Linked DNA regions of Homo sapiens: all the other regions are linked to region 1. A link is a loop called in an ENCODE intact Hi-C map of the cell type or tissue named here. Cell type or tissue: endothelial cell of umbilical vein. All regions are shown on one strand. Links, peaks and the distances in the headings refer to the core of each region. The heading gives the core; the rest is flanking DNA. Region 1 holds the start of STX3 (syntaxin 3). Region 2 holds the start of LINC02705 (long intergenic non-protein coding RNA 2705). Region 3 has its middle 8.3 kb from the start of MS4A4E. Region 4 has its middle 22 kb from the start of OOSP3. Region 5 has its middle 19 kb from the start of OOSP1.

Region 1 (6,351 bases), core at 838-5,837:
CAGTTATTAGCATATTTCACCATTTATTAAGTCCCCCGTGCCATGCACCCTAAAAGTGTTCTTAAGCATCTTCTGTTGCATTTCGACCTTACAACTACCCATTTTACAAATGACAAAACTTAGGCTGGGATTTTAAGGGATCACCAGTAAGCAGTGGAGCCAGGAGACAACCCCAGTTCTAATCCAGTCCAGTGCTTCCCAAACTGTAATGTGCCCATGAATCACCTGGGGAAATGGATGAATAATTAGATTCTGATTCTGCGGGGCTAGACTCAGGCCTAAGCTGCTACACTTGTAACAAGCTCCAAAGTAGATGGACTAAACTCTTGAGTGTCAAGGGCTAGATTTTAATTCTATTAAGGTAGAACCTGTGCCACTGAATCTCCAAGGCTTAGCACTGGACCTCCCCATAGAATACACTCAATAATTATGTACTGAATGAGTCAATGAATATCTGGCTTAAAACCCTATGCGTTAACCCTTTTCTGTATCAAGTTCCATTGTATCAGCTGATCCTCCCAACAAATTCCTAGGGTATGATCATTCCCATTTGATAGATAAGGAAACAGAGACTCACAGTAAGTAACCTAAGGCTTTACAGCTTTTGCGCAGCCAAGGCTGGAGGTAGTCTACCTTCAGATCCTTTGACCTAACCACAGCTGTTCCAAAAGATACGGCGGGGGAGGGGGGGACAATGACACCCGGGGATAACAATTACAGACCACCGGTTGGAGAGGAGCTGACCCATCCCAGCATGTGACCGGCTCACAGCTCCAGAGGTCACCAGAGAGCTCTGAGCTGCTCCCTGGGGGAAGGGGCAGCCAGGCCTGTAGCACCTCAGGAGAGAAACAGGAAAGGGAGAAGGAGGCTGGTCCTGGGCATAGTGCCAGGCAGCAGTGGGCAGGTGGTGAAGGGACCCCTGACCTCCCGGGCCCAAGCACCCGCTTCGGGAACCAGCTCTGGACAGACACTGTCCAGCTTGCGGGGTGGGAGAGTTAGAGGCGTTCAGGAAAATCATTGCCTAGCGATGAATCACCGGGCACATGACCCCGCAGGGGAGGGGAGGGGAGGGTGCGGAACCGGCGCGGGAAGCGGTGGGGGCTTGGGGAGGGCAAGCCTCCGGCTCGGGCCCCCCTCCAGCCTCGACTTGGGGAGCAAAGGGAAGCCCCTCTCCCATGCAGCACCCCTCCTGGCAGCACCCCGCCTGCGGCGAAACTCACGGCCTTCAGCTGCTCCAGACGGTCCTTCATCCTGAAGCCCAGGCGCCCGGAGGCAGGTAGCGCGTCCCAGGTGAGCGCGTCCCAGGTGAGCGCTTCCCAGGTGAGCTGCCGGAAGCGGCGGCCGGGCCCGCCGGGGCGAAGGAGCTGGAGGCGCAGGCGGCGGCGGGCGGCGGCCGCTAGCTAGGAGGAGCGTCCGAGGCCACGGGAGCCTCCGCCGCGCAGCCCCCTCCGCCCCCACCGGCGCCTCGCGCTCCAAATCCGGCTCCCGGGCCGGCGCCGGCGCAGCGCTGATCCGCCCTGGACCCGCCCCTACCTGGCCGCGCCCCTCGCTCCTTCTTAAAGGGCCCGCGTCCCGCCACCGCCCGGCCGCCCGGGGCGTCTCCAAAGCCCCCTTCCCTAACCCGAGAGCCCTCCAGACACGCGTGGAGTCCGGGGAGAGGCCCCTGCACCGGCGGATCCTGCCGCAGGGCCGAGGAAGAGCAAGAGCGACTGTCTGGCTGCGGTCATTCGCTGTCTGTGCCGGGCTCCTCGCTAGGATCCAGTTCTTAGCCGACTCCTTGCTAGGCGGGGACAAGCTCCCGAAAACAAATAAGACAATGTGATGTGGGCTACATTGGGTGGCAGTCGAGTGTTCTAAAAATATCCCGCCAGGAGGAAGGCATTCCGAGTAGCGGGATCCCGCGCAGCCTCAGGGCTGCTGGCAGTGAAAGTGGGGGGATGGAGGAGGTGTCCAGAGGAAAGACCTGGAGATCTGGAGATACAGGACGGTCAGGGTGGTCAGAGAATTTGGATCTTTTGCTTGTTGGAAATCGGGACCGCTCCGAGAAACGTAAGCAGCTCGATGTTGTTAGTGCCAGTGGAGACACTTGGCACTCACAATTTGCAGACGTTTGGGAAAGCATCGTTTCTCAAGAGGACCCCGTTCCCGTGTCTGTAAATCAGAGATGGTACCCACTTCGTAGTTCGCTGTGAAGCCTGTGAGCGAGGAGGGGCTTTAAAATACAGAACTTTGCACTGGAGCGCTCCCCGTCCTCGCAGCCTGCTTGGTGTGCAGGTGGTTCCCAGGCGGCTTCTGCTTCCGAAAAGCAGATCGTCCCTTTATCTCGAGTCTTCTCCCCGCCTCTCCCTCTTCTCCCTACCCTATTTGTCTTCTTGGGAACAAATGGCACATTCATCAGAGTGGAGATCCATAAACGGGACTGGCGAGCCGAAGATTTAATTCTGAAGAATAGGATCTGCTCTGTGCTTTCAGGTTAAAAAGCTGTAAATATCTTTGTAATTCTAGCAGTACTTTGCCCTCTTCTGCCATCTGAACGCGTGCTCCCTGCTGACCTCATCGGCTCCCATAAAGATACGGTGCGTATGGCAGAGGTCGGGCTTTGAGCCGGCCCCGCGGGTCTCGGCCGTAGTTCTCTCTCGCGTCCGGCACACTTCCTTCTGCCCGCTGTGCTCGCTGGGCAGGTTGTCCCCGCCTTAGTACCAGGAGGGCTTCCGCGCCCCCTGGTGGTCATACTAGGAAAGGCGAGTAGATCAGAAATACACACTGTCCCACCTCCTTCCCCTAACACATTTTTGGGGAGTTTGGGGGTTGTTTGTTTGTTTGTTTGTTTGTTTGTTTGTTTTTTAGACAGAGTCTCATTCTGTTGCGCAAGTTGAGTGCAGTGGCGCGATCACCGCTCTCTGCAGCCTCGATCCCCTGGGCCCAACCCATCCTCCCATCTCAGCCTCCCAAGTAGCTGGGATTACAGGCGTGCGCCACTACGCCCGGCTAATTTTTGTGTTTTTTTCGTAGAGATAGGGTTTCGCCATGTTGCCCAGGCTGGTCTGGAACTCCTGTATTCAAGCCATCCGCCCGCCTCGGCCTCTCGAAGGGCTGGGATTACAGGCGTGCGCCACTGCGCCCTGCCCCTTAACAGATTTTTGTTAGTGGGAATACGTAGTTCCCCGCGCTTCAAGAAAATAGAGTCTTCCGCGAGAGGCCGAGATATGAACAACCCTTCACGTTAGGAATCTGAAAAGGACCATTGGGGTCTGGAGTAAAAAATTCTCTTTCCACAGCAGGAATCAAGGGTGGCCTGTCTGCCTCTGCTCAGAGGGTTCCTGTTACAGGATAATTGTTTTGAAAAGAGTAAAATCATGACTCCTCTACAAATATAAAATGCACACACATCAAAGACTTTAATTCATTAATGAATGAGGAGACCAGTAAAGCTAGCCCTGTCCAGAGGAAAACACAAAGTGTACACACATATATAGGCAATCAGGAATGCTGAAACGAACATGTTAATAAATGCACAACTGGCCGGGTGCAGTGGCTCATGCCTGTAATCCCAGCACTGTGGGAGGCTGAGGCGGGCAGATCACTTGAAGTTAGGAGTTCAAGACCAGCCTGGCCAACATCTTGAAACCTCATCTCTACTAAAAATACAAAAAATTAGCCGGGCGTGATAGTGCACGCCTACAAATCCCAGCTACTCGGGAGGCTGCGGCAGAAGAATCTCTGGAACCTGGGAAGCAGAGGTTGCAGTGAACTGAGATCACACCACTGCACTCCAGCCTGGACCACAGAGCAAAACTCTGTCTTAAAAATTATATTTTTAATAAAAATAAATAATAAATGCAGAACTGGCCTCGGGGTGCTGGGAGAGCAATTGCACTTCTACCAGGCATCTCTATGGACAAGAATCATTGGCATTCCTATGAATTTTCTACAACTTACCAAGTTGGAAAATAGCTGCAAGATTTTATAAGGCAAAAATCACTAAAAAATCAGGTAATCCAGAAAGGTGCTTTAGATAAGGCCTAGCATGCCACAGGACACCCAATAATTTTTGGAGTTTTTGCCATTTTAACTTTTTTAGTTTTTCCAGACATTCCCAAGGTGGCACCTTCCATAGTTGTACAGTTTCAACTGTGTTAAAATTTCTTTGTCGGGGACTGTTGTGGGGTGGGGGAACGGGGAGGGATAGCATTAGGAGATATACCTAATGCTAAGTGACGAGTTAATGGGTGCAGCACACCAACATGGCACATGTATACATATGTAACAAACCTGCACGTTATGTACATGTACGCTAAAACTTAAAGTATAATAATAATAAGAATTCTTTGTCAGCTTGGGCAACAGAGTGACACCCCATTTCTACAAAACATACATAAATCGAGCCAGGTGCAGTGACTCACGCCTGTAGTCCTAGCACTTTGGGAGGCTGAGGCAGGTGGATCATGAGGTCAGGAGATCGAGACCATCCTGGCCAACATGGTGAAATCCCGTCTCTACTAAAAATACAAAAATTAGCTGGGCGTGGTGGTGTGTGCTTGTAATCCCAGCTACTTGGGAGGCTGAGGCAGGAGAATTGCTTGAACCCAGGGGGTGGAGGCTGCAGTGAGAATTGCTTGAACCCGGGAGGCAGAGGTTGCAATGAGGCGAGATTGCGCCACTGCACTCCAGCCTGGTGACAGAGCGAGACTCCGTCTCAAAAAAAAAAAAAAAATTAGCCAGGTATAGTGGTGCTCACATGCAGTCCCCAGCTACTCAGTAGGCTGCGGTGCAGGATTGCTTGAGCCCAGAATTTTGAGGCTGCAGTGAACTATGATCACGGCACTGCACTCCAGGCTGGGTGACAGAGAGAGACATGTCTCAAAAAAAAAAAAAATTAAAAGTATATCTATTCCTTTAAAAAGAGGAACAGGATATTTATAATGAAGCACAGATAAAGGGCAATTGGATAATTGTGGCTTTAAACTCCTTGTAATTAAAGAAATAAGCCATCTAATGTATTTCCTCGTTTGAATGTTTGAATAGCCATACTGAATTTTACTGCACTTTTATAACTTTGTTTTGTCCTGATATCTCACAATCACTCAGGGAGGGAGTTAGGGTACATATTATTATCCCCATTTTATTATAAATTAAATTAAGTACAGAGAAATAAGATGATTTTCCCAAGCTCACATAGCATGCTGATAGACATGCTGCAAAAGGCAGTGGTTGCCTGCCCAGGCTGTGGAGCCAAACTACCCAGGTCAAATCTCAGTTCTACCACTAATGGTTGTGTGACCTTTGGCAATTGATTTAATGCCCCTGTGCCTCAATGTCCTTATCCGTAAGCAAAGATAATAATAATACCCATCTCAGCCGGGCGTGGTGGCTCACACCTGTAATCCCAGCACTTTGGGAGGCTGAGGCAGGTGGATCACTTGAGGCCAGGAGCTCAAGACCAGCCTGGCCAACATGGTGAAACCCTGTCTCTAAGAAAAATACAAAAATTAGCCAAGGGTGGTGGCTCATGCCTGTAATCCCAGCAACTCAGGCGGCTGAGGCATGAGAATTGCTTGAATCTGGAAGGAGGAGGTTGCAGTGAGCCAAGATTGCACCACTGCACTATAGCCTCAGTGACAGAGCAATACTCTGTTTCAAAAAACTAATAATGATAAATAATAATAATAGTACCCATTTCATGGGTTTTTGTGAAGATAAGTGAGTTAATATATACGAGAATTGTTAATTCCGTAATTCAATAACTTGAAAAAAAGTCTGCTAACCCTTTATAACTGCACTGCTTTTTCAGAGAGCACGGGAAACTGAGAAATGCCTGGAATATTTCATTCACAGATAAAATAATAACCATCTTGGTATTCAGAGTCAGCATTTTCCAACATAAGTTCAGCATTCTCCAACATAATGCTGCATTTATCAACATAAGTTCAACAACACAACCCACTTCAAGACGTCCTCCAAAGAAAAAAGAGTTTGGAAAACATCGCAAAATAAATCCCTCAGCTTAGGGAATCATGACCACACATTTGCGGGAGAAAGGGGAGGGGAATGAATAGTCGTGGGGAGAACAGTTTGGAGGCAGACTGATACAGAGCCAGTGATTCATATGGAGACCAATAAGCTCTGGTATAAAGGTAAGAAAAGAGATCGGGTGTGGTGGCTCACACCTGTAATCCCAGCACTTTGGGAGGTCAAGGTGGGCAGATCAACTGAGGTCAGGAGTTCGAGACCAGCCTGGCCAACATGGTGAAACCCCGTCTTTACTAAAAATACAAAAATTAGCCAGGTCTGGTGGTGTGGCACCTGTAGTCCCAGCTACTTGGGAGGCTGAGACGGGAGAATGCTTGAACT
Region 2 (6,351 bases), core at 698-5,697, 410 kb before region 1:
GCCCCAGGGTTGGGCTTGGGGACCCCCTACCATGACAGAGCACATGTCTTACAGTGCCTATACCCCAATTATATTGTGGGAATTAGATAAACAGTGTCAGCAGTGCTTGGGGGAACCCCTACCTGCCTCGATGCCTCATCTTTGGGATGAGGGAGCCAACAGCATCGTCTGCTCTGCCTCTGAAATGGAGAAGTTGGCTTCCATTATGACTCATCCCTCCCTCCGTCAGTGATTGCAGGTGAGCAGGTGGTTAGCACAGGGCAAGGCGACCACACCCTAATTGAATGGCTGATGGTGGCCATTTGAACGATATGGAAAGATGCCAAAGAAATACCAGAAACTGTGAGTAAATGGCAGTCGTATCTAGATTTAGTGCATGTAATTTGGGAGATGGGTGTGTGGCAGGCTGTTCCATCTGACTACCCAAGGGCCAAATGATGAACACTTTACCTCCCACATGAGGGACTTTGTGTTGGGCTCTGTGCCCCTGAGTGCCTTTGGTTCCCTGGCCACTGTCCTCACTCTATGTGGGGTGCTGCATACATAAGGTGACTACTTCCATGGCGGCCCTCAGGGAAGCAGAGGGCTGTAGGTGAGACCAGAGAGTCTGTGCCATAAAAAAGGGGAAAGTTTCCCTACTCCAGGGGGCTACCTCTTGGGACAAAATGCATCCCCAGTAGGTGACCTGCACACAGATGTAGATTGATTTGATTTTGGCTGGGGTTGCGTGAAAGAAAATTGATAAGCAACTCCATGAAGTACTGTTAACTTTGTGGAGGCAATTGTCCCCAGAGCAGCAATTCTGGAAAATGCCTAAGAGGGAGAAGGATGATGCATCCTGCAGGGACTGAGTGTCCCACCCAGACACTCCAGCTCAAGGACTACTAGAAGATGGGTGGAGGTATAAAGCCTTTTTTTTTTTTTTCGAGAGAGACGGAGTCTCACTCTGTCACCCAGGCTGGAGTGCAATGGCGTGATCTTGGCTCACTGCAAGCTCTGCCTCCCGGGTTCACACCATTCTCCTTCCTCAGCCTCCCGAGTAGCTGGGACTACAGGCATCTGCCACTGCGCCCAGCTAATTTTTTGTATTTTTAGTAGAGACGGGGTTTCACCGTGTTAGCCAGGATGGTCTCAATCTCCTGACCTCGTGATCCGCCCATCTCAGCCTCCCAAAGTGCTGGGATAACAGGCGTGAGCCACCACGCCCAGGCTGTTCTTGATTATTTAAAAAATTTAATATCTCAATACCAATTATACTATTTACTGTACATTTAAAATACATTTTCTTATTGCTTTCAGAAGTTTAATTTTATTATTTTTGGTAGGGTTTATTTCTGGGATGTGAAATTGGTTCAACATATACAAATCAATAAATATGATTCACCACATAAACAGAATTAAAAGCAAAAACCATATGACATCTCAATAGATGCAGAAAAAGGTTTTTGATAAAATTCACCATCCTTCATGTTAAAAATCCCTCAACAAATTAGGCATCAAAGGAACATAACTCAAAATAATAAGAGCCATCTATGACAAACCCACAGCCAACAGCCAGCATCATACTGAACTGGCAAAAGCAGGCAGCATTCCCCCTGAGAACTGGAAAAAGGCATGGATGATTATTCTCATCACTTCTATTCAGCATAGTACTGGAAGTTCTAGCCAGAGCAGTCAGGCAAGAGAAAGAAATAAAAGGCATCCAAATAGAAAGAGAGGAAGGAAGTCAAATTGTCTCTCTTCACAGACAACGTGATTCTATACTTATAAAATCCTAAAGACTCCAGCAAAAGGCTCCTAGAAATCATTAACAACTTCAGTAAAGTTTCAAGATACAAAATCAATGTAGAACCATTACTAGCATTTCTATATACCAATAATGTTCAAGCTGAAAGCCAAATTAAGAATGCAATCTCATTTACAATGCTACAAAAAGCATAACATACCAAGAGTAGAGCTAACCAAGTAGGTGAAAGATCTTTACAATAAGAACTACAAAACACTGCTGAAAGAAATCAGAGACGACATGAACAAATGAAAAAACAGTTCATGCTCATGGATAGAAATAATCAATATTGTTAAAATGGCCATACTTCTCCATGAATTTCTTTAAAAAATTGTATATATCGATTTTTATCAAAAGCTTTGTCTGCATACCTCTGTTGAGATTAACAAAGTCTTTTTTTCTTATTTGATGTGTTTCTGCAGTAAGTGATTTTCGAAGATTTTCTATTGTCAAATTATATATGAATAACTGGAATGAGTTCAATTTGGCCATGACCAAATGCTTTAAAAATACATCTTCCTATTCTATTTGCCACTTTTATTTTTCAGTTTCTTACATCTATATATATGAGGGAGAGTGATTTATAATTTCTCATTATCACACTGCTTATATTAGTTTTCTATTGTGCCTGTAACAAATTACCACAAGCTTTGTGACTTAAAACAATACAATTTTATCTTAGAGTTCTGTGGGTCAGGATACAACACTGGTCTCACTGGGCTAAAAATCAAGTTATCTACAGAACTACTTTCCTCTCTGGAGCTTCTAGGGAAAAAAATCCATGACCTTGCCTTTTCTAGCTCCTTGAGGCTGTCTCATTCATTGACTCATGGGCTTTTTCAAGGCTGGCAGTGGCAGATCATGTCCTTCTCATGTTGCACCTCTGACTATTCTTCTATCCTCAATTCTCTCTTAGACTTACCTGGGAAAGGTTCTCCACTTATAAGGACTCTTATTATTACATTAGAATTGCCATAATTCTCCAGGATAAACTCTGTGTTAAGATCAACTGCTTAGCAAACTTGATTCTATCTGTAACTTTTAAAATCATTTGCCAGATATCATAGCATACTCTCAGATTCCAGGGAGTAGGATGTGGATAACTTTGGGTACTATTATTCTTGGTAACATACTGCCTTTTTTGATGTTGTTATTGCAGAAAATAGAAGAAAAATAACAACTGTGTCCTGGCCGACACTGGCTGGGAGCTCATTGTCAGTAGACATGTGGTGAGGCAATGAGTCATAACCAACGTGGGTTTCTTTTTGTCCCATGAAAGATTTGGTGTGACATGAGCTGATGAAAAAGAACTTAATTCAAGTAATAAATTTATTTCTATTTTCACAAATTTGGAAGTTTTAAAATGGTACCCTGTTTCCTGGTTCCTTGAGAAGTTGTGGGGTTGAAAGGTGGGAAATCAAATGCATAATCAGCATCAGCATTACATTAAAGAGTACACGTGCAGGTTTGTTACATGGGTACATTACATGATGCTGAGGCTTGAGGTCCCAAAAATCCCATCACCCAGGCAGTAAGCATAGTACCCAACAGGGGCTCTTCAACCTGTTCCCCTCTCCCTCCCTTCCCCATCGAGTGAGTGGTCCTCAATGTCTATTGTTCCCATCTTTACATTCATATGTATTCAATATTTAGCTCCCACTTGCTAGTGAAAACAATGCAGTATTTGGTTTTCTGTTCTTCCGTTCATTTGCTTAGGATAATGGCCTCCAGTTCCATCCATGTTGCTGCCAAGGACAAGCTTTCATTGTTTTTTATGATCGCATAGTATTCCATGTTTTATATGTACCACAATTCCTTTATCCAATCCACCATGGACAGGCCCCTAGGTTGATTCCATGTCTTTGCTATCATGAGTAGCACTGCAATGAACATATGTGTGCATGTGTCTTTTTGATAGAATGAATTATTTTCCTTTGGGAAAACCCAGTAACAGGATTGCTGAGTCAAATGGTAGTTGTGTTTTTAGGTCTTCTAGGAATCACCACACTGCTTTCCACAGTGGCTGAACCAGTTTCCATTCCCACCAACAGTGTGTAAGTGTTCTCTTTTCTCCACAGCCTTGTCGGCATCTGTTGTTCTGTGACTTTTTAGTGATAGCCTTTATGACTGGTGTAAGATGGTATCTTATTGTGGTTTTGATTTGCATTTCTCTGATGATTCATGATGTTGAACATTTTTTCATATTTGTTGGTTGCTTGTATGTCTTCTTTTGAAAAGTGTCTGTGCATGTCCTTTTCCCATTTTTAATTGGATTTTTTTTTTTTTTTTTTTTTTGGTTTTTGCTTAAGATCCTTGTAGAAGCTGGATATTAGACCTTTGGCAGATGTATAGTTTGTGAGTACTTTTTCTCATTCTTAGGCTCTCTGTTTACTGGTAATTTCTTTTTTTGTTTTTTTTTTTTTTTTTTTTGAGACAGACCCAGGCTGGAGTGCAGTGGCACGATGTCCGCTCACTGCGAGCTCTGCCTCCTGGGTTTGCACCATTCTCCTGCCTCAGCCTCCTGAGTAGCTGGGACCACAGGTGCCCGCCACCATGCCCGGCTAACTTGTTTTTGTATTTTTAGTAGAGACGGGTTTTTTTTTTCTGGAAATACACATAAAAATCTAGAAATATAACACATTATAGAAATACCACAAGACCACATATCTGAGGGGAAATTAGAACCCTCTGTGGGGTTACTGTGCTGAGTTACACCCTAACAAATCTATCCCCAAAGACACCTTATAAGAGTGAACAGGACTTGCTAACCTAAATAGGTGTAGAGCTAGCACTACTCCAGGGAAGTGGAAATAGCAGCAAGTCAGCCAGGAAAAACAATAGAGGTGTAAATGAAGGGAATAATTAGGACACTAGAGCATAACCATCATCAACACTTGCCTTGTATCCTCATTTCGGAAGAACTGCTGAATGCTGGATATGAAAGCTAATGTCTTTGAGAGTCAGTGGACAAGTCTGTAACAGGGACATGCATCTATGCAAAAGCGACAGTGAGACTAACTCACGGAAGGGTATTGTGGAAAGTGGTGTCTTTACCATTGTTCTTTAATGGTCTGGTCCATGTGCCATGGATAACTAGTTTTCCTTGTGTTGCATCTAGCTGGGACTGGACAGAGAAACAACATCATATTGTATCCATGGAGATAGTTGAAAGTGCTGTAAAATGACATCCTGCAGTTGTTTTGTTTTGTTTTTGGTAAAAGCCTATCTAGTGATATCTGGGAGATATATACATATATATATACACACACACACACACATATAAAGATACACATATATATGTATATATACACATGCATGCTCACACACACACACACACACACACACACATATATATATCCAGGTATAAAGTGACATCTGTAATTTACCAATGAGTGGCCTCCAGTCACCACACTTAATTGGGAACATGTTTTCCATGGCAAAAACACAATTCTGTTGCAAAGAAAGAGAAAATTATGCTGTAATTTAACCAATTACACACACAATAGTGTAATGAACATTATGTTAATATCTTTGACTCTGAAATGGGATATCCAAGAGTTTTCTGGTTGATCGACAGAACCAGATGAAAACCAGTTTCTCCCCTGGAATGAGAAAATATATGAGGAGGCTGATATAAAGGCCCAAAAGATATTTTTGTCCAGAAACAAAATGAGAATTTTGCCTTACAAAATTAAACTTGGAAGTAAATGTTTCTATTATCATGTGTCTTGAACATCCAAATAAGTGCTTACAATGGAGAAAAAAATCAGTAAGTTAAAAGACACATATATATGTATATAGATATGTGCATATATATGTAAACATACATATGTGTATAGATATTCACCTATGTAAATTCTTGTGGAGGAATCATAGAATTAACATGATTTGTAGAGGGAATTTAGAGTCCAAGTTGAATTGTTTAAATGTTAATGGATGTCAGGATGTTATTAGGCTTATTGTTTTGTTTCAAATATTACAAAATATTTTATAAGAAAAATCCTGAAAAGATTTTAAGAAGTCCTTGGCAAAAAAAAAAGAAAAAGAAAAAGAAAAAAATACCAAGATGAGAGAGTGGATTGGGAAAGTGTTAGTAGCAAACTGATTTTTGTTTGTTTGTTTACATGATGTCAATCTTTTGGTTCTATGAAACATTTTTCCTACTGCCTTAAATATGATACACAATAAATTAACATTTGCCAACAATATGGTATTTTTCTTGAATTTTTGGAAACTTCTGAAGCATTCACTAAGGAGTTACCATTTTACAAGGATGAGAAAATAGAGCAGTCCAGTTACTGTGGCATAAGAAAAGACTTTGTCATACCTGGGGTTACAAGTCTAATGAAATCACATGAACCGGGAGGAGAGTTTTTCAAAAAAACAGAAGTAATAGTCGGGAAAGTATATTAAATAATTACAACTGTTATGTGATAAGATACACAATAAGGATTTTATAAAATACAATATTATTAAATAAAATCATGTTTTTAAGAAGATCCCTAATTCAGAAGCACTCATAATTTATAGTTAGTTTTTATTACATGAAGCCAGAGAAACATGAG
Region 3 (6,351 bases), core at 864-5,863, 500 kb before region 1:
TTGTTCCTGCCACTGCTTCTCATTGCATGGGGTGGCTCCCGCCACTGTCATAGGGCAGAGGGCCACAGTGTTACGGCCTTCTTTGTACCCACATTCGGTGGGTTCTGAGTTCTTGTCCCACGTCCCAGAAGAATGAGGTTATGCTGATAATTGAAAGGTGAGGAGAGTGGAGGAGGATTTTATTGAGAGACTGAACAGCTCTTGGCAGAGAGGGGATGCAAGGGTGGTCCCCCAACCAAAGTTGGGTGTTCTCTCTCACCCGGAGGTGGTCAGTTCCCAAGTATGGCTGAGTCTGGGGCTTTTATGGGCTCAGAATGGCAGAGTGAGTGCTGATTGGCTTGTGAGTATGCAAAAAAGGCTAAAACAAAGGCAACACTCAAAGGTGGGCATGACAACGTAAAAGACCAATTAGGGAAGGGTAGGTACATGTAAAACAGGTGAAAGGTAAGAATCATTCAGAGGAAAGCATGCCAAACAGGAAGATAGGTTCTCAATCTGGTCTGTGGATTTGTCAAGACTTGTAGCTTGGCTTTCAGGCTTTAAACTGTCTTTGATTTGAAGATGAGGTTCACCAGACACCTGCCCCTGTTTGCCTAGGATTTGTCTACCTCCTACTGCTATCAGATGCATCAATCTCCCCAAGTGCTTTTTTTAATATATTTTTCAAAGTTCCTAGTCTCTGAACATAGGTTTTTTGGGGAACTAGGGCCTATACACAATACCCCTTTCTTCTAGTCCTCTCTTTAGAGTGACTTGCAAAATAAGAAAAGAATTCCTTCAACTCAAGGCCAAATGAAATTCAATTAATGTGCCAAACCAGTCACTGGCAGAGCTGGGTCATGCCAGGCCTCCTCTGTAAGAAGAGGCACCTCCAAACCCTAGCAAGGGAAGGGAAGAGCAGGTGATGATGCTGTCTAGTAGGAAGACTGTCTCCCAAACAAATGAAGAAACACAGAGGGGCTGAGCCACACAAACCCAAGCCCTCCTTCCAAACACAGAGGGGCTGAACCACACAAGCCCAAGCCCTCCTTCCAAACTCTGCAACTTTGTGCAGCATTCCTCTTTCCCTGAAGAGAATCAGGTTAAGGAGAGGAAATAAACAGGTGTGTTTCTCTATAGGAAGTTCTGCTGGAAGGAAATGTGAGGCTAGAGACAGAGGAAGTTCCCTCCTAACTGTGAATACCTCTGGGGAAGGAGGCAGGGGGAGGAGGAGACAGGGAGAGCTTTGGGGCTACCTGCAGCATTTTATTTCTGTAAGGAGGAAAACGATGTATCTAAATACAGAAAATGATCATGTCACCTGAATCTCGGGGAAGATATGTAGATATCTGTTTTATCATTTTCTACTCTTTTATCTATGTTTATAAAGTTTCACGATTAGCATATAAACATTACAAGTTATTCTGAAACATTTATCATCTCACCTTTTTATAAAGCTGATCCTTTCTGAAGGAATACCAAAAAAAGAAAAAGAGGAAAATATAAGTGTCCTAGGAACCTCAAAGTTGTTTTATTTTTACTTAATGTACCATTTTTATACAGCTCAGCAATTTATAAAAGTCCCTGAGTGCCAAATATATATATAAATATTTTCCCCTTGTTTGACCTTCTGTCTTCCTCTTTTCTTTGTGTTTCACTGTAGCCCCTCAAACAATGAGTACTCTTTTCAGGACAAAATGTCATGCACAAGTCATAAAGTACAGAGGAACTACACCCTCCAGAACAGTGGTATGGGCAACTTTCTGCCTAATAGATACTTTATATTAACCAAGCAGTAGATTTCCTCTCAAACAAATGAAAAGCAACTGAAGAGAAACCTCATAAAAACACAGCACATTTTTGTTTCCCAACAGTTATAAACAACCCAGTTTTCCTTTCCCTTCTCACCCCATGTTCAGACACTATGAGTATTTCCCAAACTTTGGAAACAAAGACCTAAGTTTCAGTTTCCTGCAATGACATGTTGGTGACATTCTACTGCAGTCTTCAGGGCAACTGCTGATGGCAGAGTTGCAGCTGGCTTGGAAAATTTATTTTTATTTATAAGGGCAGAAGCAAAGGAAGCCCCCAGGTTCACTCACTGAAAATAACTATTGCCCATCTGCATTTGTTTTTGCTGCAGCCCCAAGAGCCACAGTAGAGAGGCTGCTGGCATGGGCAAGCCTGGTCTTGGAGCTTAGGGCCACTGACCTCGGCACTAACATGAGTCCCTTTCACAACAGATTGCCACTGCCCTTACGGATCTGAAACTCAGGGTCAGCATAGGCTCAGAGAGGTCACTGGCATCTAATCCAGCAGACCAGACAGATGTATGAGCACTTTCCCTCCAGAAACCTATTTACTTCTTCAAACACACAAACATTATATTGAGCAACTTTTATAACTTTTTGGTATCTCCTTCTCTGTTTGCAGAATGGAGATAGTTAAACATAATAATACTCCATGATCACAGGATGAGAAAATATATACATCCAGCACTTAGAACAAAGCCCGACACAGTGTAATGTAATTTCATCAGGACTTCTGAGCTTCCTTTTCTTCCTCTTACATCTCTTCCTGTCTCACTTTCTTAAATGATACAGCTTCTCTACACTTCCATATACTGGCACCCTCTTTATTTCCTCCCTCCAGCACTTGCACACAGAGACACCTAAAATCCTCAAGACCACTCCAGTGATTTTCGGGTACCACTCTTGCTAGACAACAGAAAAAAGTAATATGGAAGGAAATTTTGCATCTCAACTCTTTATAGCTTAGATAATGCTAAATGGTCCATATGCTTTCTGATAGTTGAGGGCACATGCATTTATACAATAACATGCACACACAAAGTACCGTCCCATGTGAGTGTTTAGGGGGAACGCTAGGCAAATCTGAGGCTCCAACCACTTTTTGTGTACTTTTCACAATTTCCCAGCAGATGGCAGCAAAGTGTCCTGAGGACGGTTGGGTTTTTCTATGTAATTGAGCTCTGGAGGCAGTGTAAAGCTGGAGGCTAAATTGTCCCTCTAGATACACAACAGGACATAGGCAGGAGTAGCTTTCTGTTCAGTTTCCTCTGAGGCCCGAAGAGAACAGATGACACAGAGTCATGCCAAGGGCAGCCTCTGAAGCAGGTAATTATTCAGATAGAATTGAAATCAACTTTTTTTTTTTATGAGAGGAGTATTCTGTTATCAATATTGTGTAGAATTTCTTACAAGTAGGTGATAAAAAGCAGATGGCAGTTTGTTATTGTTGTAAAAAAAAGCCCAGGACCAGACGGATTCACAGCCAAATTCTACTAGAGGTACAAAGAGGAGCTGATACCATTCTTTCTGAAACTATTCCAAGCAAAAGAAAAAGAAGGACTCCTCTCTAACTCATTTTATGAGGCCAGCATCATCCTGATACCAAAATCTGGCAGAGACACACACACACACAAAGAAAATTTCAGGCCAATATTCCTGATGAACATCGATGCAAATATCCTCAATAAAATACTGGCAAACTGAATCCAGTAGTGAATCAAAAAGCTTATCTACCACGATCAAGGCGGCTTCATCCCTGGGATGTAAGGCTAGTTCGACATACGCAATTCAATAAATGTAATTCATCACGTAAACAGAACCAATGACAAAAACCACAGGAATATCTCAATAGATGCAGAAAAGGCCTTCAACAAAATTCAACAGCCCTTCATGCTAAAAACTCTCAATAAACTAGGTATTAATGAAATGTATCTCAAAATAATAAGAGCTATTTATGACAAACCCACAGCCAATATCATACTGAATGAGCAAAAGCTGGAAACATTCCCTTTGAAAACCAGCACAAGACAAGGAAGCCCTCTCTCACCACAGTTAGGCAAGAGAAAGAAATAAAGGGTATTCAAATGGGAAGAGAGGAAGTCAAATTATCTCTGTTTGTAGATGACATGATTGTATATTTAGAAAACCCCATTGTCTCAGCCCAAAATCTCCTTAAGCTGATAAGCAAATTCAGCAAAGTCTCAGGATACAAAATCGATGCGCAAAAATCACAAGAATTCCTACAGACCAATAACAGACAGAGAGCCAAATCACGATTGAACTCCCATTCATGATTGCTACAAAGAGAATAAAATACCTAGGAATATAACTTACAAGGGATGTAAAGGACCTCTTCAAGGAGAACTACAAACCACTGCTGAAGGAAATAAAAGAAGACACAAACAAATGGAAAAACATTTCATGCTCATGGATAGGAAGAATTAATGTCGTGAAAATGGCCATACTGCCCAAAGTAATTTATAGATTCAATACTATCCCCATCAAGTTACCAATGACTTTCTTCAAAGAATTAGAAAAAACTACCAAATTTCATATGGAACCCAAAAAGAGCCCATATAGCCAAGACAATCCTAAGCAAAAGGAACAAAGCTGGAGACATCACACTACCTGACTTCAAACTATACTACAAGGCTACAGTATGGTACCAAAACAGATATTAGACAATGGAACAGAACAGAGACCTCAGAAATAACACCACACGTCTACAACTATCTGATCTTTGACAAAACTGATAAAAACAACAATGTGGAAAGGATTCCCTATTTAATAAATGGTGTTGGGAAAACTGGCTAGCCGTATGCAGAAAACTGAAACTGGACCCCTTCCTTACACCTTATACAAAAATTAACTCAAGATAGATTAAAGACTTAAACGTAAGACCTAAAACCATAAAAACCCTAGAAGAAAACCTCGGTAATACCACTTAGGACATAGGCATGGTCAAAGACTTCATGACTAAAACACCAAAAGCAATGGCAACAAAAGCCAAAATTAACAAATTGGATCTAATTAAACTAAAGAGCTTCTGCACAGCAAAAGAAACTATCATCAGAGTGAACAGGCAACCTACAAATGGGAGAAAATTTTTGCAATCTATGCATATGACAAAGGGCTAATATCCGGAATCTACAAAGAACTTAAACAAATTTGCAAGAAAAAACAAACAACCCCAACAAAAAGTGGTCAAAGGATATGAACAGACACTTCTCAAAAGAAGACACATATATGGCCAACAAACATATGAAAAAAAGCTCCTCATCACTCATCATTAGAGAAATGCAAATCAAAACCACAATGAGATGCCATCTCATGCTAGTTAGAATGGTGATTATTAAAAAGTCAGGAAACAACAGATGCTGGAAAGGATGTGGAGAAATAGGAATGCCTTTACACTGTTGCTGGGAGTGTAAATTAGTTCAACCATTGTGGAAGACACTGTGGCAATTCCTCAAGGATCTAGAACCAGAAATAGCATTTGACCCAGCAATCCCGTTACTGGGTATATACCCAAAGGATTATAAATCATTCTACTATAAAAACACATGCACATGTATGTTTATTGCAGCACTGTTCACAATAGTGAAGACTTGGAACTAACCCAAATGCCTATCAATGATAGACTGGATAAAGAAAATGTGGCACATATACACCATGGAATACTATGCAGCCATAAAAAAGGACAAGTTCATGTCCTTTGCAGGGACATGGATGAAGCTGGAAACCATCATTCTCAGCAAACTAACACAGGAACAGAAAACCAAACACTGCATGTTCTCACTCAGAAGTGGGAGTTGAACAATGAGAACACATGGACACAGGGAGGGGAATATCACACAACAGGGGCCTGCTGGGGGGTCGGGGGCTAGGGGAGGGAAAATATCAGGAAAAATACCTAATGTAGATGACAGGCTGATAGGTGCAGCAAACCATCATGGCACGTGTATACCTATGTAACAAACCTGCACTTTCTGCACATGTATCCCAGAACTTAAAGTATAAAAAAATTAAGAAATTTTTAAATAAGAAACCTGAAATGTAGATATTCTATAGGAAAAGTGACATGGTTTCTTTAATAGATAAATGACATGAATAAAAAAGAGTGGGAAGGGGAAAATATAGATTGAAGGAGACTTAATTAACATATCAACAAAATGCAATGTCTGGCCTTTGGATGGATGGGGCTGGGGTGTTCTTGACTTAAGAAAATGAACAAATATGTATGAGAAAATAATAAAATTTGAATATGAACTCTATATTCGATGATACTAAGGAATTATTGATAATGCTGTAAAATGTGATAATGATATTAGAAAATGTTATGGAATAAGTGTCATCTGTTAATGATCCATACCAAGGTATAAACTAGTGAGGTGATATTAAATGTGAGATTTACTTTAAAATACTCTTACAAATATGTGCAGGGTGGAGAGAGATGAGAAAACATTGGCAAACTATCGATAATTGTTGAAGCAGACTGGTGGATGTATGGTAATTCATTATACTAACCTCCCTACTTTTGTGTGTGTTTTAAATTTTCCAG
Region 4 (6,351 bases), core at 907-5,906, 150 kb before region 1:
TTTTTAGATTTATTAAAGAAAATTTGGTGTATTTATATGGTATTTCCTATCCAGTAGCAATGTATTATCTCTCTTTATTCAATCTTGTTATATTCCAGATTTTTTTATATTTTTTTTTTATTATACTTTAAGTTTCAGGGTACATGTGCACAACGTGCAGGTTAGTTACATATGTATACATGTGCCATGTTGGTGTGCTGCACCCATTAACTCGTCATTTACATTAGGTATATCTCCTAATGCTATCCCTCCCCCCTCCCCCCTCCCCCAAAACAGGATCCGGTGTGTGATGTTCCCCTTCCTGTGTCCAAGTGTTCTTCTCATTGTTCAATTCCCACATATGAGTGAGAACACACGGTGTTTGGTTTTTTGTCCTTGCGATAGTTTGCTGAGAATGATGGTTTCCAGCTTCATACATGTCCCTACAAAGGACATGAACTCATCATTTTTTATGGCTGCATAGTATTCCATGGTGTATATGTGCCACATTTTCTTAATCTAGTCTATCATTGATGGACATTTGGGTTGGTTCCAAGTATTTGCTATTGTGAACTAGAAATACCCTTTGACCCAGCCATCCCATATTCCAGATTTTTTAAGACTTCCTCTTTAAAGGTGCTACATGTGTCTTATATTTCTTTTCTAAATGTTGTATGTTTGTTTGCCACTGTGACCAAAATTTCATTTCTGCAATATTTGTAACCTATAACAAACATGAAACGTACTTATTATGCTTGTGATCATTGTATGTATTTTCTATATATAGTACATATCATACATATCATGCATTTTCTATATTTTATGTTTAATATGCATGTATATTAAGTACATTAATTCTATTGAGTGTCATTACTTTTAAAATGATAATTTACTGATTTCTCTTACTATTTTAAATTTACTTAAAGCCAGTCCCTTTGGCTGTTCCAGATATGTATATTACTATAAAAAAATTATTTTGCCTCATTCTTTTAAATGTAAGACAGACATTGAATTACCTCAACTATCATAAGCTGATGGCTTTCTGTGACTAAACTCTGTCACCCAGTGATTGGAGGGATTAGATACTGAAATCAGATGACTCTGGAGACCTGTTACATGTTTTCCTACTCATTGCAAATGATGCAGCACCTTATATGAGGAAGCTTCAAGCCAGAATGGCACAGGGGGAGCGTCTTCTCCTGGAAGGTTCCATAGGTAAACTCGCTGGAGTGTCTGGAGCTACTTACATGAATATATCAGGCAATAGTAGGGCAAAGCAAGCAAAGCATGTTCCACTTCTACACATGGCCAGTTTCTTAAAAGAGTAAAGGGTCAAAAAGTAGAAAGATACAACATGAATAGTTGGCAAAGAATGTGATGTTTTGTGTTACATGTTCTCTGAAGGGCCATCATAGACTCACAGAGCTCCTTAGAGAAATGGAAACTTCAAGGCAGACAATAAAGCGAATACTCCCAGAGTCCGCCTGAGTGTGAAGGGAAGTTCAGGGCTTAGCAACTAAAACAGCTGTCCTGCAGTCAGCAAGTATTTTGGAACTAGTGTGCAAAAGAGAAGTAACATGTATTGAGCAGCTACCATATGACAGTCATTTTGCTTCATTTATTCTATTATCAAAGATCAAATATTGGTAACTCTTTCCTATTACTATTGCTTTTTAAATGTTTTATAACTAACATTAAAAAGCAGGAAATTTTATACTAACCTTCTGCATTCTTTTGAAAATTAGAAGATGTACGTTTGTGCTTTGGCTAAATATGGACTATACCCTCAAAAAATGGTTTAGGCTTTCCAAACTACCTCAGTTTTCATCATTTTTCTTTTTTTTATGTTACCTATCTACATGCTATTTATTTCTGAAATTTTTATTATTTTATAAACCTATCTTTCAAAAATGGAAGATATGTACATAAATGTATAAGATATAGATAACTTCCCATGGATGGGACTAATCCAGGGGGGCAGGGGATCAATGGAAGTGCTTTTTTTCTCTCTTTAGAACTTTTTTTATATATATTTACTTTTTTCTGTTTTAAGGTCCTCTTTAATGTATCAGCTCATTTTGAGAGATCTCACTTATCAATGGTTCTTGAGTTTTCAGGTACTTTATGCAAATGTTGCAGCCTCCTTAAACCAAATATCTATTAAACTACGTACAAAAATATCTACAAAGGCATTTTTGTAGGAATTCTAGCAATAACCACACATTGAAGTAAAAATATAATACAGAACACAGCTTGGCAGAGACAAAATAATCCATGCTTACTGTAAGCAAATGTTAGTGTGTAGGATGAGCTTCAACAAAAACAAAGGCTATTTCCAGCACACTTTTTCAATCAGTAGTTAATCCAGGCAAGGCTGCTAATGAGGTAGTTCAATGTCATTCCCCCTAACTTAGTGGTAGTAGAAAATGAAAGATTACGGCTATTCAACTAAGCCAACAGGAAAATCATGACTCTCCACCTCTAAGCTTTTTCTGGATCCTTGTGAAGAATTTGCAAACTCCCTGATGCTCTCCCTTTAGGTACGTGGAATATTTTCACCAATACAAAAAAAAAAAAAACAGTACTGATTCTGACATTGCAAGCACAGCACAATTCTCAATTATTTCCCATAGGTGAAGCTTTCACCAAAGGCCATGCTACTTTGTTCTGAATCCCTTTCAGGACATCACTATTTCCTCTTTTATCTTTGCCTAGAAATGTAATGTTTGGACAAAGAAGGAAAAGGGAAAGTAAGAAGCAGGAATGAGTCAGAGAGAGACAGCAGGAAAAGGAAACGGGTGGGAAACTGAACACTGCAGCTTTCTCACAACCCCTGACAGGGTGTGTCATTGAGCATGCTCATTACTTAACAGTACAATGAGATTCCAGAACATCAGCCAAATCCCTAGTCTAACCTGGGCATAAAATTGCATGCTAAAAATAAAATACATTTTTCCCCAAAAATTTATTTAAAATTAAGCGTGACATTCACGTGGAAATTAAGACCAAACTGCAATATGCTTTTCATTTCCAATGTACAAAGAGTTTTTTTTCTGAGAATGGCAAATTCTAAATAAGTAAAATAAATATGGCATTTATTTAAATAGACTGGGCCACAGATTAATCTTAATTAAGTGGTGTTAATTGTTGGGAGAGAAAATGTTCTATCAAAATTGCTGCAAGAACTTTTGAATGTTCTTGACATGCATGTATTTAAAGATATTAAAAAGATTTTTAGTTTAACAGTTTTGGGTTACAGCTCCAGGGATGGGGCGGGGATGATTGACTACGCATTTGATATGTGTCTTATTAATCATAAGGTTCTTTCCCCCATAGCAAAGTACACATAAATGCAAAGCTTTAGTGCTTGGCTGACTGTAACAGGACATCTGCATAAAAGGAATAAACTTAACACCTCAGCCAATAAGCCGGAAGATGTTATGCTGCACAAACGTGCAGTTTTTACTGTGTTGCCCAGGCTACAGTATTATTTTTCAAGTTTTGGGTTTTCTTTTATACCATGCATTTATTTCCCTCTGAATTAATCACAGGTATTTTCTTTAACATAAGCTATTTTAAATATAAACTTCATTCCTGAATATCTTCAGATACATTCTGTTAGTTCAAATAAACTCAGGCAGACATTAATCCAATTTAAATAACTACATATGAATGAGGCTACTGTATTATTCAATCCAGAGTGTGTCATTTCCATTCAAGAAGGCTTGCTATGCATAAATATATTTTATGTTCTGATGCTTTCACTTTTGAAGTGCTCCCTTCAAAGGACATAAAAGAAATATTAAATAAAGAAGCTTTCAAAACGTTCCATTAGGCTATGATTCGAGGGGGAGATGAGTGGAAATGGCTATTGATAGTTATGTAACTGGAGATCTTTGTGGTAATGCATGAAAGTATAAATTAACTCCAGCAAACTCATTTTTCCCCGAAACTTTTGGTGTAAAACTATATATTATTATTATTTTGAGACAGGGTCTTGCCCTGTTGCCCAGGCTGGAGTGCAGTGGTGTGATCTTGACTCACTGCACGCTTAACCTCCCAGGCTCAAGCGATCCTTCCACCTCAGCCCACCTGCAAGGAGCTGGGACTACAGGTGCCTGCCACCACTCTTGGCAAATTTTTATATTTTTTGATGGAGACAGGGTTTCGCCATCTTGCCCAGGCTGGTCTCCAACTCCTGGGCCCCAGCGATCTGCCCACCTCGGCCTCCCGAAATGCTGGGATTACAGGTGTGAGTCACTGCACTCAGCCTTTTATTATTTTCAAAGTTTATTCTGCTTTTACTGAAATGCAACAAATATTTATTGAGCACCTGCTGTATTATTATATAGTCCATTCCTACCAGGCTGTTACAGCCATTGATGATTTTATTGAAAGATTCTCCCCAGGGCCTGAAAGCTTAGGGGGATGAGTAACTCCTCCCTCCTCAGGCCCAGTCCCAAGGCGCAAGGCCACTTGCACCAGCACTGTGCCTCAGCAAGATAGAAGAAGCAGGAAGTGAGCTGGCCAGAAGACATGTGCCCCCTGCAGATCGAGAGAGAGGCCATCCGGGTACCACGTAGCAGTTACGTCAGACTGGGACACTTCCTGTTTATAGGAAACTATAAAACCCCTGCCCCGTCTTCACTTAGGGCTGACACCATTTTACGCCTCAGCCCGTCTGCACCCAGGTGCTCATTAAAACAGCCTGTTGCTCCACACCGCCTTGTGGTGTTTGTTGGCACGTTCTCGGGTTTCGAACCAATACAAGAGCCTTGCACTTATCTCTTCCTTTGTGTATGTGTGTGTGTGTGCATGTGTGACACTGTTTATATATTTTTGGTTAGTTTGCTTGTGAAGCAGCTTGGAGAAGTCTCATCTACTTTTTACCGGTTGGTTTTTATAGAGTATCTCAGAAAGTGGACACAGAAATCGCAGATCTGCCATTAGTATTTCTTCTTTGAAGACACTGGAGATTCATTTTCTTGAGTGGCACTGCCATGCTCATTCAGTGAAAACTTGTGGGGCATAGAAATGGAACAGAGAGTTTCAAGCAGTTCTGCAGAAACTGTACTTTGGACTCCAGACTTCACTGTCCTTAGGCATGGAAACCATCACCTAGTTTGCATTCTTCATGACTGAGGTTGACTTAAAACAAAAATGATAGGAAAGCTTTCCTATGCTTCGGGTAGGAGACAAATTTACTTTTGTAGAATTTGTGGCTGAGAAAGGCAGGCAGGGCCGGATTGAAGAAGACATATGTCACCACTATTCACCAAGTTGTGGAACCCAAAGGTGACAGCCATGGAAATGTAGATCATCAGATCTGCTAAGTAGTCAGGGGAAGAAAACATTCAAACCAGTCTCCAAATGGGATTCTGTGGTTACAGTGAATGACCACTCCTGCTTTATTTACCCTGAGATTGCCGAGAATGACATGGCACTTATACTGATGGGCAGATGGCCAGATGAATATCATCATCCCGAGAATATGGAACCACCGCACTTGCATCAGTAGCTTTTTCCCTGTTACATAGGCATTCCTGCTATCCATTGGCACTTGGCTCAGCACAGATAGGCCGACAAGGACATAGTAGGCAAGTCCAAAACAGTATTGCACGATGTGAGTCGTGCCATTGGAGAAGACACTGACTTAGAAGCACTCTTCGTAAGCTGCGCAGCCACGGAAATACCAGCACTAAGAACGCAGACAGCGCCAGCTTCCCTCCCTGGAACTGTGCTGCCCTGAGAATTCTGAGCAAACCATAAAGCCAGCTTGGAAAAGATGCTGCCAGGAACAGAGATGGAGTAAGGCACCAAAGCAGGAAGCCATTCCACAGCACTGAGATGATATAGAAGTGGGAGAAGTAGGAAAAAATATCTCTTGGGGACATCAAAGGTGCGACAGGCGGCGGGGCGCGGAGGCCCCCCAACACTTGTTTTCCCAAAGCGGATCAGGTCCTGGAAGAATGCGCGGCCCAGGAGCAGGCCGAGCGGCAGAAGCTGCAACAGCAGGGTCAGCAGGAAGGCGGCGGCCGGCGTGAGCCACAGCAAGCGCAGCGGGTTCAGCGCCCAGAGCTCAGCTCTCCCTGAGGAAGCCATGGCTTAGGCGCCCGCGTTCCGCGCTGCCAGCGCCGCCACCGTCAGCCCGCGGAGTAGTGGCCACTGGCGCGTCGTGCGCCCATCTTAGCCATCTTAGAACTTTAAATCTTTTTTTTTTTTTAGAAGGAGTTTCACTCTTGTTGCCCAGGCTGGAGTGCAATGGCGCTATGTCGGCTCACCGCAACCTCCGCCTCCCGGGTTCAAGCGATTCTCCTGCCTCAGACTCCCAAGTAGCTGAGATTACAGGCATGCACCGCCACTCCCGGCTAA
Region 5 (6,351 bases), core at 692-5,691, 170 kb before region 1:
TATGCAGCTGCTGCCTGGATCTGGTCAATCAGAAACTGCATTTACTTGGAACAGACAACACTATACATGTATAGTGTTATCTCAAAGATATATTAACACTCCTACCCCCTCCCATAATATATTCCAAAGATTCCTGGGCCATGTGAACATATCAAGGAATATCACAGTGGCACACTATACTGACAATATTGTACTAACTGAGCTGGATAAGCAAGAAGTAGCTGGTACATTGGGAGAATTGGTAAGACACCTGAGTTCCAAAGAGAGGAGATAAACCCTATAAAATTTCAGAGGCCCAAACAGATTGAAATTTTTGTGTCCGGTGGTCTGGGACATGCTGGGACATTTCCTGTAAAGGACAAATAATTGTGTCTTGCATCTCCCACCATGAAGATGAAAGCATAACCCTTGTTAATATCCACCAAGGAGCATCCACCATGGAAGAATTTCTATACAAATAGGTGGACAAAATGACTTGGCCAGTTGACATTGGCCAGTTTCTGTCATTAGCCATGCCATTGTTAGCACAAGAGAACCCAAACAGAATAGCTGTGGTGGCAAGGATGGAGGCTATATCTGGCTTAATAGCATGGGTTCTGACTTAACAAAACTAATCGAGTTACCGCTGTTACCAAATGTCCAACCTGACAATAACCCTAAGTCCCTGAGATCACATATCACTGGAAGAGACCAATCAGCAACTTGGTGACAATTTGACCACATCATATGCCTACCAGGTATAGGTTTGTCTGCAGGGCCTTAGTCAACACTACTATCCAAGGGCTTAGAGTATTTAATTCACCACCAGCATGATACCAGATAACATCATGCCAGACCAATGGACTCATTTATAACAAGAAGTGCAGGGCAGGACACATGATCAAGAGTTCCACAGGTCATATCATAAACCAGACCATCCAGAAGCTGCCCACCTGATGGAGAAATGCAATGCCTATACAAGGTGCAACTAAAGTGCCAGTGCAAAGACAATTTTCCTGCTGCAAACAAGAAATATAAAAAGATTCCCAAGCTTTTTTTAAAAAGACACTGATATGGCTTGGATTTGTGGCCCTCCCAAACTCATGTCAAATTGTAATCCCCAGTGCTGGAGGAGGGGCCTGGTGGGGAGGTGATTCAATCATGGTAATGTATTTCCCCCTTGCTGCTTTCATGATAGTGAGTGAGTTCTCACAAGATCTGGTTGTTTAAAGGTGTGTAGCACCTCCCCCTTCACTCTTTCTTTCTCCTGCTCCCACCATGTAAGACATGCTTGCTTCCCCTTCGCCTTCTGCCATGATTGTAAGTTTCCTGATGCCTCCCAGCCATATTTCCTGTACTGCCTGCAGAACTTCTTTTCTTTATAAGTAACCAGTTTCAGATATGTATTTATAGTAGTGTGAGAACAGACTAATATAGACACATTACAATTGGAGAGTAATAAGAATGAAGGCTGATGTATCAGAAGGAAATAGGGAGAACAGTAGACAAAAATTCATGTTCAAAATGCTGACTTAAAAAATAACAATCTAGGCTTCAATATCCAGTGAAAATTACAATTTCTAGTGAATATAAACCGAATAAAAAAGAATAATCATATGACCACCTCAGTAGATGCCTTTTCCCAAAGGCATCATAAGATACCCAGTCATTTTTGGAGAAGGTGTTCCTAGCTATCAATGTCCTGTTTCCATACATTTTCTCCAAGAAAGCACAGCCTTGTTAAGAAACTGCAGTTTCCCAGATCACATATTTCTATGGAACTAAATTTTAAGTATGTGATATTTGTTACTGACATTTTACTATCTTAAAGGCATTTCTGTGCAAGAAAATTTTAATTTTATTTTGTTCTAATAAGTATTATATTGATGAAACATATGTAAAACTTTTTAAAGTATCTCAACCTATAAATCCTATTTTTTCAAGTATTAAAATCATTACTTTTTTTACTTTTTCTTTGATTAATGTACAATTAATCCAAGTTTACAAATGATGTCTTCCCTACTCATCTGATGCAATTTAATGTCAATATCCTCAGATATTTTAAGTATAGTTACATATTTAATATATCTGATTCTCTCAAATGTTTCAAATTTCTAACAAAGCAGACTTACTAATTAGAATAAACTCTCCCAATGACTTAAATCACACTCATAAATACAAACTGAAACTTAGATATTTAGTAGCTCAAATCCCCTTAAGCATCTTAAGTCACAGCACCCATAAAGCAGCATAGTGACTGGAAAATGTTTCACCACATCCCTATAAACACAACATGCACACTTTATACCTATTTTTTTCCACATGTTCCTGGGGTTACAAGTTTACTCAACCAAACAAGGAAAGCAAAATCATCACCTAAGTTCCAGCCAAGGTTACATTGTCAGAAACCAGGACTGGCAGTCAAAGAAGGAAGAATGCAGCAGAGGGCACCGGGGGAAGGAAGAAAGTCCATGAGAGGCACAAAAGAGAGAGATGCAATTCCTTTATTGCATGTAGAGATTATTAAACAAAGCTCTTGAAAAGAGATGCACTGCAGGAATGTAGGCATCACTTTAATTGTAAAACTGATTTTATGGTCACAAAAGCACCTACATGGAAATGAAAAAAAAATACCTTTTCAACACCCTCACCATCTAAAAGGTAAAGTACAGTATCTACAACCACTGCATGAGCATTCAGACAGCACGTAGGCCTGAGATTCCATCAGTAGTAAAATCAGCATCTCTGATGCCCAAATTCACTCTTGTTCCATTATGACTGGGGGCATATAAAATGCCATTAATACGGAACTAAAAATTAAAATTACAAATAAGCATTATATGGGTTTTAGGCTAGTTGAGATGCTAGTGACCTGGAACTGACCCAGAGACCAAAATGTAATTATAGGGCTGGATTTAGCAGCAGCAGCCTTTTCCATTTATTAACCCCTAATACTCATATGGAGCTGTCATGCCATCCCCCATCTCCAACACCCACGTGCTAATTTAGGATAATGGATTGTGGCAGAGACCTTGTTCTCTGCTAAACTGCTGTGGTTAATGGAGAGTCCAGGCCTCTAAAATAGCTTTGCCATCATACCATATCATTATAATTTCTTATTAGATAGAAACAGTTCGTTTAAACAGGACAGTCTTAGGCTTTGCCTAAAAGTTTAGTTACTAGAACACAAGAAAGTTAATGTAGGTCTTTCTCAATCCAGCTTTTCCTAGTGGCTGTTAGCCAGAAAAATATAGGCTGCACAAACATTTTAACTCTTTCTCTCTCTTTCCTTTATCTATCTGATGTGCCGACTCAGTCTTGCCTAAAGATAATAACTGCTTATCTTAGATCTGACTCATGGATGGGTCAGAATAAACTTCTAGTTTTAAGAGATACTCACAGAGAGCTGAATGGTGGCATTGCCAATTTTTTTACCTTGTTATTGTTCTTCTAATATTTAAACATGATGTCATGAGCTGCCTTCCCTGCAGATGGCACTGTTTAATGGGTTTAGAGGAAGGAAGCCACAGGGCCCTTTGGAAGGAAAAAAAAAGTCTGGGGTGAATTTTTATTCACTCATCTAACAAATATTTGAGCATCTCCTCCCATTTTTCATTGAATCTAAGCTTTAACTATACCACTATTTTTCATACGAAGATTAAGGAAACTTTATATCTTTAGGATTAAAGAAACTACCAATGAATCAGGCACATTTTACTACTTAGTCTTTGAATTTTATAAAAATTGAAAGAGCTCTTATGGACATCTTTAATCATATCACTCTTGTGCTGTATACAAAAGCAAGTGTAACAAAAAGCAAGTATAAACAAAATTAATTGGTTGAAGTAACCCTAAAATATTTTTACAGTGAGTCTCACTCTTCTAAATCACTTCTTGGATCGCAGTCATCAATGTTCCTGTTTCCCCACAAATATATCTCTCTTTGAGCCATCACCACCATTGGTGATGCAATATCTCTTAAAAGAATGCTTCATTCTTCTCTCCAGATTGTATGCCAATTGGTGGTACTTATTTCTCAAATTTTTATGCCAGCACTCTCTGACCTTACCAAGAGGCGCCAACAGAAAGTTTCAGACCAAGTTCTCCATGTGCAAATGATGACAGCTACAGCATTCCTGTCCACTGACCAATCATTATATATAGCTGATTATAAACTTTCTAGAATTCTGATTTTTTTACTGTGTAAAAAACTGTCCATGTCAGAGTAAATGAAATATATCATGTGCCAGTTCTCTTCTATGCACTGGAAACCTCATGTAGGTGACATTATAAGGAAAGAATACAGAAAATAAAAAATAAGCAAATTATATATCACATTAGATGGTGATAAATACTGTGAAAGAATAAGGCAGGTAAAAAGTTTAATGTAGGACAGAGGATAGGATTTTAAGTAATTTTTTGAGTCAGGGAAGGCCTCATTTAAGCAGAGTTCTTTAGTTGTCAAAGGAACTGATCATAGAGGAAAAGGTGTGACATGGGTTGGCTGTGTCCCCACCCAAATCTTATCTTGTACTGTAATTCCCACATGTTGTGGGAGGAACCTGGTGAGAGGTAAGTGAATCATGGGGGCAGGTCTTTCCTGTGCTGTTCTTGTGATAGTGAATAAGTCTCACGCGATTTGATGGTTTTAAAAATGGGAGTTTCCCCACACAAGATCTCTTCTCTTGCCTGCCACCATGTGAGACCTGCCTTTCACCTTCCACAATGATTGTGAGGCCTCCCCAGCCATGTGGAACTGTAAGTCTATTAAACCTCTTTCTTTTGTACATTGCCCAGTCTTGGGGCATGTCTTTATCAGCAGCATGAAATGGGCTTATACAGTTAATTGGTACCAGTAGAGTGGGGCACTGCTGAAAAGATACCTGAAAATGTGGAAGCAACTTTGGAACTGGGCAACAGGCAGAGGTTGGAACAGTTTGGAGGGCTCAGAAGACAGGAAAATGTGGGAACGTTTGGAACTCCCTAGAGTCTTGCTGAATGGCTTTGACCAAAATACTGATAATGATATGGACAAGGAATTCCAGGCTGAGGTGATCTCAGATGGAGATGAGGAACTTGTTGAGAACTGGAGCAAAGGTGACTCTGGAGCAAAGGTGACTCTTAACATTTTAGCAAAGAGACTGGCAGCATTTTGCCCCTGCTCTAGAGATTCGTGGAACTTTGAACTTGAAAGAGATGATTTAGGGTATCTGGCAGAAGAAATTTCTAGCAGCAAAACATTCAAGAGATGACTTGCATACTGTTAAAGGCATTCAGTTTTATAACAGAAGCACAGCATAAAAGTTTGGAAAATTTGCAGCCTTACAATGTGATAGAAAAGAAAATCCCATTTTCTGAGGAGAAATTCAAGCCGGCTGCAGAAATATGTATAATTAATGAGGAGCCAAGTGTTAATCCCCAAGACAATGTGGAAAATGTCTCTAGGGCATATCAGAGGTTTTCACCACAGCCCCTGCCATAACAGGCCCAGTGGCCTAGGAGGAAAAAGTGGTTTTGTGGGCTGGGGGCCCAGGGTTCCCATGCTCTGTGCAGTTTAGGGACTTGGTGCCCTGCATCCCAGCCACTCCAGCCATGGCTGAATGCAGAGTTTTGGCATGGCTTCAGAGGATGCAAGCCCCAAGCCTTGGCAGCTTCCATGTGGTGTTGAGCCTGTGAGTGCACAGAAGTCAAGGACTGGGATTTGGAAACTTCCACCTACATTTCAGAAGATGTGTGGAAACATCTAGTTACCCAGGCAAAAGTTTGCTGCAGAAGCAGGGTCTTCATAGAGAACATCTGCTAGGGCAGTGCAGAAGGGAAATGTGGGGTCAGAGCCCCCACACAGAGTCCCTACTGGGGCAACACCTAGTGGAGCTGTGAGAAGAAGGCCACCATCCTACAGATCCCAGAATGTTAGATCCACCAACAGCTTGCACTGTGTACCTGGAAAAGCCACAGATACTCAACGCCAGCCCATGAAAGCAGCCAGGAGGGAGGCTGTACCCTGCAAAGCCACAGAGGCAGAGCTGCCCAATACTGTGGGAGCCCACCTCTTGCATCAATGTGACCTGGATTTGAGACATAGAGTCAAAGGAGATCATTTTGGAGCTTTAAGATTTGACTGCCCTGTTGGATTTGGGACTTGCGTGGGGCCTATATCTCCTTTGTCTTGGCCAATTTCTCCCATTTGGAATGACTGTATTTACCCAATGCCTGTACCCCCATTGTATCTAGGAAGTAACTAACTTGCTTTAGATTTTACAGGATCATAGGCAGAAGGGGCTTGCCTTGTCTCAAATGAGACTTTGGACTGTGGACTTTTGAGTTAATACTGAAATGAGATAAGACTTTGGAGGACTGTAGGGAAGGCAT

What was found. Hi-C counts contacts between places; a loop is a spot of excess contacts. Peaks named below come from ENCODE experiments on the same cell type or tissue, not always from the same donor. Only the 100,000 strongest peaks of a DNase experiment are listed, where the experiment ranks them.
Region 2: it touches region 1 in a loop (16-fold over the local background); 2 of 110 quality-filtered maps call a loop at or near these places.
Region 3: it touches region 1 in a loop (15-fold over the local background); 5 of 110 quality-filtered maps call a loop at or near these places.
Region 4: it touches region 1 in a loop (3-fold over the local background); 18 of 110 quality-filtered maps call a loop at or near these places.
Region 5: it touches region 1 in a loop (17-fold over the local background); 18 of 110 quality-filtered maps call a loop at or near these places.

The regions. Positions count from the first base shown.
Region 1 is chr11:59,750,505-59,756,855 of GRCh38, reverse strand. It overlaps STX3 (syntaxin 3), which reads right to left and starts at 1,480. Exons shown (of 11, transcript NM_004177.5): 1 at 1,221-1,480. The coding sequence starts at 1,250. RefSeq lists a silencer at 1,280-1,539 and enhancers at 2,410-2,569, 2,506-2,800, 2,566-2,860, 2,550-3,050. In endothelial cell of umbilical vein, for the core only: a CTCF peak has its summit at 2,716 (motif pointing left); DNase peaks (open chromatin) are centred at 995, 1,825 and 2,595; H3K4me3 peaks cover 1,921 bases; H3K27ac peaks cover 1,762 bases.
Region 2 is chr11:60,162,407-60,168,757 of GRCh38, reverse strand. It overlaps LINC02705 (long intergenic non-protein coding RNA 2705), which reads left to right and starts at 4,358. Exons shown (of 4, transcript XR_950142.1): 1 at 4,358-6,351. RefSeq lists an enhancer at 1-345. In endothelial cell of umbilical vein, for the core only: no CTCF peak of the experiment used is centred there; a DNase peak (open chromatin) is centred at 2,927; H3K27ac peaks cover 1,699 bases.
Region 3 is chr11:60,248,249-60,254,599 of GRCh38, reverse strand. No RefSeq gene overlaps it. Among named protein-coding and RNA genes, the nearest start is that of MS4A4E, 8.3 kb to the right of the region's middle. In endothelial cell of umbilical vein, for the core only: a CTCF peak has its summit at 2,905 (motif pointing right); DNase peaks (open chromatin) are centred at 1,689, 2,259, 2,389 and 2,929.
Region 4 is chr11:59,897,915-59,904,265 of GRCh38, reverse strand. It overlaps the pseudogene SRD5A3P1. Among named protein-coding and RNA genes, the nearest start is that of OOSP3, 22 kb to the right of the region's middle. In endothelial cell of umbilical vein, for the core only: no CTCF peak of the experiment used is centred there; DNase peaks (open chromatin) are centred at 2,785 and 4,545; H3K27ac peaks cover 3,230 bases.
Region 5 is chr11:59,916,317-59,922,667 of GRCh38, reverse strand. No RefSeq gene overlaps it. Among named protein-coding and RNA genes, the nearest start is that of OOSP1, 19 kb to the left of the region's middle. RefSeq lists a silencer at 1,039-1,199. In endothelial cell of umbilical vein, for the core only: a CTCF peak has its summit at 3,452 (motif pointing right); a DNase peak (open chromatin) is centred at 3,457.